Linked DNA regions of Homo sapiens: regions 2 and 3 are each linked to region 1. Evidence: chromatin contacts called from ENCODE Hi-C data. All regions are on one chromosome and are shown on one strand. Each heading gives the region's core, a stretch centred on a gene start or an enhancer-like site at or near the end of the contact. The rest is flanking DNA. Distances are from core to core; before and after follow the strand shown.

Region 1 (2,700 bases), core at 31-2,530:
ATACTTACGTTTGTCACTTCCAGTTAAACTGTAGCCACCTACAGAGAGCGAAACAGAAGTCGGCTGATAAAATTTTGATAAAATTTCATTTGCCCGCAGCTGGTCATTTCATTGGGCGCTTTTGTGTTACAAAAGTGTGTGAATTGGCCGGGCGCGGTGGCTCACGCCTGTAAATCCCAGCACTTTGGGAGGCCGAGGCAGGTGGATCACTAAAGGTCACGAGTTCGAGACCAGTCTGGCCAACATGGTGAACCCTCCCCCCCCCCACACACACACACACACCCCGCGTCTCTAGTAAAATACAAAAATTAGCCAGGCATGGTGGTGCGCGCCTGTAATCCCAGCCACTCGAGAGGCTGAGGCGGGAGAATCACTTGAGCCTTGGAGGTGGAGGTTGTAGTGAGCCCAGATCGCAACACTGCACTCCAGCCTAGGGGACAGAGCGAGACTTCCTCTCAAAAAAAAAAGACTTATGAATTGTTTGAAGAGGCACGAGACCGTGGCAACCCTAACTGTCCCCGACATCTGGCAGCCATATGCTATCCTTGAACTTGAACTTCAGAGTGAAAGTATAAATTTGTAAGGGGAAGGCTCAGCCGCAAGTCACATACCAGTGGTCAGTTAAAAAAAAAAAACTCAGGACGGCAACCTAAATCATTTAGAACGCGTCAAGAGCCTCGGAAAAACTATTTTCACACACTTCTCTAGCACTAACATGGGAAGCGCGTTTCCTTCACATATTCCACACCTTTTATTCTTCCCACCAACATCAAGAATACAAAGCGCCCAGAGAGGACAATAAGCCTAAGCAGCGGCTCCAAGAGACCGGACTTTCGTACTTCCCGGGGGCAGGCGGAAGGTTACGGAGCGCTGGAAGGATCTTACTGCTCCTTGAAGGGCTGTCTGAGAAAATACACAGCCTAACGACTCCTCGTTAGTATAGTGGTTAGTATCCCCGCCTGTCACGCGGGAGACCGGGGTTCAATTCCCCGACGGGGAGGTGTGTAGCTGCACTTTTTTGGCGACAGTTATTATTTTCTGTATCATTCAATGACAGGACACTGCTGTTAAACATAATATGCTAAACCAGCTCCCTTAAGTGCACAACCCTGTCTTCAAAATGGTGACTTTTAACCTTAATGCCCACCATGAAGTGAAAGCCTCCCCTGAGAGAAAATGCCTTACATTGTTTGCAGGAAGGGAGGAAAGGGAAAAAGAAAACGCTCTGAAGGCCTCTGCCCTTGCCTCCAGCCGCCATCTTGCGAAGGCCTGCGCCGGCTTAGTGGCGCCCCGCCAGATTACAACTCGAGGTCGCGAACTCAGCGCGCGGAACCTGTTGGGGGAGGGGAGAGAGGGCGGAGTCTCGCGACTAACGGGGCGGGGGCAGGGCGGGTAAGAACGGAAATCATTTGGTAAAGAAAAGGAAGGGCCAATTTCCTTTGATCCTGGAGACCCGACTAAACGGGAAGCCCCGTTCTCCCGCTTCCGCTGGTTACGTCCCAGCCTTGGTTAGAGGACTAGCAGTCAGGAAAGTTTGGACGCTGAAGGAATCGGTCTCCTGGTCCGACAGATACTGGGTGGAGGGGCAGAGAGTAAATGGAAGAGAAAGACTGGTACCCCTGGAAGAAACGCCATTTACTGGTGTCCTAAGAAACTGCGCGAGCCACAGCCCAGCAGGACCTCGTGGCGCAACGGTAGCGCGTCTGACTCCAGATCAGAAGGCTGCGTGTTCGAATCACGTCGGGGTCAAACTTTTTTTTTTTCCTCCTGTATTTTAAACTACCGACTACTAGAAGCCGAGGTGTATTCCTGCCGCCAATTTTCTTGAATGTTAGAATTAAGTTTTCCTCTTTCAGGTATTATGATACTAATCCTTGGTTTGCAGGAAGATATGATTTACTCTATATCGAAGAGCCTCAAGGCTGATGTTTTTATCATTTGGCCTTTTAAAGTGAGTTTTTTTGTCACTTAACATGCATAATGTGTAAAGAGGTGGACTATTACTGCTGTGCATTAGTGGGTGTATCAGTCCACTAGTCTATCACAGGAAGTGTACAATATACTGTACAAGCTGTTTTTTCCAAACAGTTTTAGGCTGTTTGCCTTTTGAAAGAGAGTACAATAGTGTACAATTTCTAATTTTGAATATTATGCTAATCAAGTGTCTTAGCCCTTACCATGTGCCAACACTGTGAACAACCTCACAATGTGTGACTATTATCCCACTTTTACAAATGTGGCTGTGGCTCACAGGGTTAGTGACCTGCCAAGGGTCACCCAAGATTCTGAACCAGGTGAGGGACTCTGGATCCCTCTTTATAAATACTTTATAATAAAGGTGGAAACAAACAGTTGAAAGAATGTGTGACTGCCAGGCTCAGTGGCTTACACCTGTAATCCTAGCACTTTGGAAGGCCAAAGTGGGTGGATCACGAGGTCAGGAGTTCAAGACCAGCCTGACCAACATGGTGAAACCCCATTTCTACTGAAAATACAAAAATTAGCTGGGCATGGTGGGGTGCACCTGTAATCCCAGCTACTCCGGAGGCTGAGGCAGAAGAATTGATTGAACCCGGGAGGCGGAGGTTGCAGTGAGCCTGGGTGACCAAGCAAGACTCCTTCTGGAGGTGGGTGGCGGGGAGGAATGTGGGAAAAGCTGTTGGACTGGGCGCCTTTTATGTTTTCACCGATTATGCGAGT
Region 2 (2,700 bases), core at 72-2,571, 3.5 Mb before region 1:
AGGTTGCAGTGAGCCGAGATCGCGCTACTGCACTCCAGCCTGGCCGACAGAGACTCCATCTCAAAAAAAAAAAAAAAAAAAAAAAAAAAGAACAAAAACACTTCAAAATTTGATAGGTGAAAAATATATAACACTGTTTTTAAAGTTGCATTTCTGTTGTTACAAGTGAGAATGAGCATTTTTCCATACCTTCATTGGCTGTTTACTTTTCTTTTTTCTGTAAATTATCTTTTTTCATTTTCTATTGAGTTTTTCATCCTTTTCCAGGTGTTTTGTAAAAGCTCATTGCATAATATGGAAAATAGACTCAAATCAAATCCCAATCCCAATCCAATTATTCATACTAAAAAATACTGCACTCACCAAAAAATTGCTTGTTGTCTTCATAGTATTTGTTTCCATATTTGTCTTCCCCCACTAATGTACCAACCTTCGCATCATTTGTCCTGTGAATACCCAAAAGAAAACAGACATTTTAGAATGATTCTTAGTTCAAAACATAAACGGAAATAAAGTGAGAGTAACAACTTTCAGACACAAGGGCTGCTGCATCAACTAGCAAAATGAAGAAGTGCTGGGGATGGGAAAAGATGAATTGACAACTGATGTGCTCAAATTACACTAAAAATATAAATGTAGTCTCTTCAGATTACAGGACTACTTGTATCTACTATCCCTCAGCCAGGAGGCACTGGAATTAGCAAAACCTTTAGGAAATCAAAAAGCCAAAGTATTTCATCTTCTTACAATGATACGAAGGTCTCCAGGCTCTTTCATTCCACTCTGGGTCTCCATTTAGGTTTCTGCGAAACTATGCTGCTCGTGGGATCAGTGAATGTCAGGAAGAGAAGGGACCATCATTATTACCTTCAACGCCTTACAGACAAGGAACTGTACGGCAGTGCAGGGAAAAAAACTTTACCAGGGTCACTGAGTTAATGTCTTGTAATCCTCATTACTCTCCAGGGCGTGGGAAAAGAGGGGAGCCCAGATGCCCTTGCCTCCGAGTCACAGCTCTGACTCTACAGATAGCTTCGGTCTTGTATCGGGGATATATGGGACAGAGACCAGCCTGGGGGTGGCAAGGCAGAGATTGGGGCGGTTGTCCTTGACAAGAGCTGTGGATTCTCCAAGGTGACCCGAGCCTGGGACCCCTTCCAAGAAATCAGCCAGCGAAAGTCCAGCCCCAGAGGCCAAGAGCATGGCTCTGGCCGCCTACCTGAAAAAAACCCGTAGATAGCCTCGGAGACCGCCGTGGCCGGTGATCTGCTGCAGCCCGCGTTTCAGGACCTGCACTAACTCCATCTTGCCTCGCTGGCCCCGCCTCCCGGGTGCGCCGAGCAAAACCCACCGGATGGAAGCTGCCACTCAGCCGCAGGAAGCCCACGCCCAGAAGGTTCTCACGCGAACGCCAGACGTGGTGGCTCTGCGCGTGCGCAGAGCTAGGTCTTGCCTACGCGGTCATGTTCTGGCTTCCCAAGTAGGCAGAATTGGTTTCCCCTGGAAGCAAAGGTACCTTAAAATTTAGTTTTCAGAGGTTAAATCTAGAAGGCGGGCATATGCTGGAAAGCTCACCTACACGAGGCTTTCTCACACGGGGATTCCCCCTTTGGGAATTTCAGTTTCCTCATCTAAAAATAATTGGCTCTGGTGGGCGCGGTGGCTCACTGTTGTAATCCCAGCACTTTGGGAGGCCGGGTAGGGAGGATCGTTTGAGCCCAGGAGTTCGAGACCAGCCTCGCCAACACAGCGAGAATTCTGTCTCTACAAAAAAAAAAAAAAAATTAAAAATTAGCTGGATGTGGTGGCGCGTGCCCGTAGTCCCAGCTACTCGGTAGGCTGAGGCTTAGATGGGAGCATCGCTTGAGCCTAAAAAATTTCAATATTACTTCATTTGTTAACCACAATTCTTCTACAAAGAGAAACCTCCCTTCAACTATTTGGCTCCTGAGATACAATTAATGTAGGAAAGGCAGTATGGGTGCTTGATTCTCTTACTTTTTTTTTGTTTTTTAATTTTAGAGACAGGCTCTCTGTCACCCAGGCTGAAATACAGTGGTGTGATCATAGCTCACTGCAGCCTCAAACTCCTGTGCTCAAGCAGTCCTCCCATTTAAGTAAGTGCCACCACCCCTGGCTAATTTTTTTTTTTTTAGAGATGGGCATCTTGTTATGTTGCCCAGGTTGGTTTTGAACTCTGGCCTCAAGTGATCCTCCTGCCTCAGCCTCTCAAAATGCTGGGATTACAGGTGTAAGCCACCACACCCAGCCGATTCTTTCCCTTATGTGTGTTTTCAAAATAACAATTTAGTTCCCTAGCTTTTTTTTTTTTTTTTTGGTAGTGGTGGTTAAAAACACAAAATATAAAATTTACCATTTTAACCATTTTTAAGTGTACAGTAGTGTTAACCACATGCACATTGTTGCGCAACAGATCTCTAGAACTTATTCTTCTTGCAAAACAGAAACTTTATATCCATGGAACAACTTTTTCCTCTTTCTCCATCCCCTGCCAACCACCATTCTACTTCTGTTTCTAAGAGTTTAACTACTTTAGATACTTCATATAAGTAGAATCATGAGGTGTTTGTCTTTTAGGACCTGGCTTATTTCACTTAGCATGATATCCACAAGGCTCATCCATAGTGTAGTATATGACAGGATTTTCTTCTTTTTATAAATGTTGAATAATATTCCACT
Region 3 (2,700 bases), core at 197-2,696, 3.6 Mb after region 1:
TAAATCTAGTTATTAATGGTTCCACATTTGCTCCACAGCTCTTTCCCATATCTGTGATTCTAGCAGACAATAACACTGCAAAGTTCTGTTTAGATTATCTAAAACAAATAGTATTTCATCTGAAGATGGAATCATTTTAACAGCAAATGTTAATAAAAATTAATAACTTTTATGAACCACTATTTGTAGGTACCATATTAAGCATTTTACTGACATGATCACATCTGGTATCTGTACAAATCTAAAGGCAGGTACTACCTCTGGTCTCCATTTTGTAGATGGAGAAACTGAGGCTTCAGTAGGTTAACTAACTTGCCAAGCTCATAAGCAGGGCCAGGATTTGGAAGACTTCATTGTGTGTGGAGAACCAGCGCTAATGAAGAAAAAAACAGCCTCCTGGCTTGAAGGAGACCACAGTTTAGGGATAGTTATGACTCAACGTGAAAAGGGCTATAATATAAACAGATAGAAAATACAGGATCTGTTGTTAAGGAGTACCAAAATGTGTGATATAAAAATAATGTTCAGGGGGTTGGGCGGAGGGAGAGCATCAGGATAAATAGCTAATGCATGTGGAGCTTAATACCTAGGTGATGGGTGTGCAAACCACCATAGCACACGTTTTACCTTTGTAATAAACCTGCACGTCCCGCACACGTATCCCGGAACTTAAAAATTAAAATAATAATATTCTTAAAACTAGGCAGAAGACCTTAACCTGTCAGGGACTAGTGTGCATTCTGGAAGTAGCATTCCCACATGAGAATTATGGGTTTTAGAGTTTTTGGTTTTTTAAAAAATTCGACACAAGGGTTGTCCTGAAAACAGCTGGACTCAGTAACAAACATATCAAGCACCTTAAGAGTATGTACTGAGAATGAGTCCCACCTCGAGACGCTTATAAACTAGTAACTTTAGGAATGGACATCAGGGACTGGAGACTTTTGAAGGGTGACCAGCAAGTGTTATGGACACGGAGACAGAGAGGTATAGAAGTGCAAGAGATTCGAGGTCACGAAATTGTTCCGTCCCTACACCTACTGCTCATTAAAGCAGTGGCCGGGGCCTCACCGTACACGTTGGACAGGACTTGCCCCTGTAAAACTACAACGGCAGAGAAGAAGGGAGGGAACAAGATAAGTCTCTGCAATGAGCGCCGACACCTCTCCCCGGGCCAGGCGAGTTCCTCAAGACCCCGCTCCCACCTCCCGGGGCCCGAAGTGGGAAGGAAGAACTCCTGGGAATAGAGTGGCAAGGCTGGGCGGCCGGCAGAAAAGCATCCCGGCCTCTCGGGCTCCCAGCTCGATACGCACCGCAGAGCGCCAGGAACCGACCAGAGGCAGGCTGGTCTTCCTTGGGGGCTGCCGCGACGCGCTGTGGCTCTGCTTCCGGGTCGGAGGGCGAGCGCAGCGATTGGCTCCCGGGGCCTCCCGCGAGGTTTGAACTGTATTCAGCGGCGACAGCGGCGACTGCGGCGGCCGCGGGAGGGCATCCCGTTGGGGATCCTTCCGCACACTGAAGAGTACGTCTTCGGGTCTACCCCTAATCACGTAAGTCTCGCGTCTGCCCTACCTGCCCTGTCGCATTTTTAAGTGGTGATTCAGGCTGTGGCTTTTGAGGGTGTTTTGCACTGTAATACCTCGGTCGTAGCAAAGTGCCGTGGGACCGAAGTATTATGGTGCAGTGACTTGACGCTCGAGCCTGGTTGGGCCTGGGGGCTGTAGGCGGAGTTCACAGTATCTAGCGATGGAGCTGGTAGGTCCTGAGGGTTCGTCTGCAGCTTGGAAGACAGGCCCGTAGAGGCCTGCTTAACTTCCATTAGTTAGGCAGGAAACCTGGGTTCTAGTCCCACTATGTACACGGACTCCAATTCCTCAACTTTCTCCTACTCCTGATTAGTTACAGCCTCCCAAGGAACCTTTGGGACTTGCACTCGAACACTGATAATGATGTTGAGTGCAATTTTTAAATTGAGCACCTACTAAATGCCTGGCACTAGGTGGGTTATGTACTTGTTTCACTAACGTCTCATTCTGTGAGGTAGGAATTCCCTTCCTGGTTTTGCAGGTGAAGAAACTTATGCTCATTAGAGATTTTAAATACCGAAGGACTACAGGTCATAAAGGGGGAGCCTGGAAGTGATATCTGACTCGGAAGTGTAGTTCTTTCAACCATTTCACACTGCCTGCCCAGTGACAATTTTCTGTCTCACAGTTTTTGCTCTAGAGCAACTTGGAATCCAATTTTTTAAAAACAAGTGTTATCGCTGCTGCCTTTGGCTACTGTTTTTTTGTATAGTGCAGCCTGCCATTCAGAGTGCTTGCATATTTATTGTCTCATTGACTTCTCACAAGGGACTGGAAGGCAAGTATTTCTGTGTGATGATGCCTCCACCTAGGAACCACGTGTAAGGCTTATGGCATAGGCTCCCACAGCCAGCTAGCTACAGGAAGAGCTGGGACTAGACCAGGGGTTGGCAAACTGGCTGTGCTGCCTGTTTTTGTGCAGCCAGCTCCTGAGCTAAGAAGGAGTGTTACGTGTTTATATGGTTGGGGGAAAAAATGAAAAGAATAATGTTTTGTGATGTGTAAAAATTACATGAAATTCAAATTTCAGTGTCCATAAAAAAAGTTTTATTGGAGCACAGCTATACTCATTTGTTTGTTTATGTATGTCCATGGCTATTTTCACACTAGAAGG

What was found. Hi-C counts contacts between places; a loop is a spot of excess contacts on that map. Pooled maps may share reads with other maps.
Region 2: a loop to region 1 is called in a pooled map, with 14 times the contacts of the local background. The contact joins the promoter of NDUFA12 here to the promoter of LINC02453 in region 1. A Hi-C loop is called at or near these places in 9 of 50 pooled maps.
Region 3: a loop to region 1 is called in a pooled map, with 7 times the contacts of the local background. The contact joins the promoter of PARPBP here to the promoter of LINC02453 in region 1. A Hi-C loop is called at or near these places in 7 of 50 pooled maps.

Annotation. Positions count from the first base shown.
Region 1 is chr12:98,502,575-98,505,274 of GRCh38, forward strand. It overlaps LINC02453 (long intergenic non-protein coding RNA 2453), which reads right to left and starts at 1,281. Exons shown (of 4, transcript NR_038383.1): 1 at 1,186-1,281; 2 at 9-38. TRD-GTC1-1 (tRNA-Asp (anticodon GTC) 1-1) reads left to right here and starts at 929; the gene lies at 929-1,000. It overlaps TRW-CCA4-1 (tRNA-Trp (anticodon CCA) 4-1), which reads left to right and starts at 1,678; the gene lies at 1,678-1,749. RefSeq lists enhancers at 1,019-1,328, 1,339-1,638.
Region 2 is chr12:95,002,376-95,005,075 of GRCh38, forward strand. NDUFA12 (NADH:ubiquinone oxidoreductase subunit A12) reads right to left here and starts at 1,322. Exons shown (of 4, transcript NM_018838.5): 1 at 1,220-1,322; 2 at 364-446. The coding sequence starts at 1,305. RefSeq lists enhancers at 953-1,580, 1,045-1,444.
Region 3 is chr12:102,118,737-102,121,436 of GRCh38, forward strand. It overlaps PARPBP (PARP1 binding protein), which reads left to right and starts at 1,447. Exons shown (of 11, transcript NM_017915.5): 1 at 1,447-1,550. NUP37 (nucleoporin 37) reads right to left here and starts at 1,378. Exons shown (of 10, transcript NM_024057.4): 1 at 1,314-1,378. RefSeq lists enhancers at 1,179-1,248, 2,293-2,700.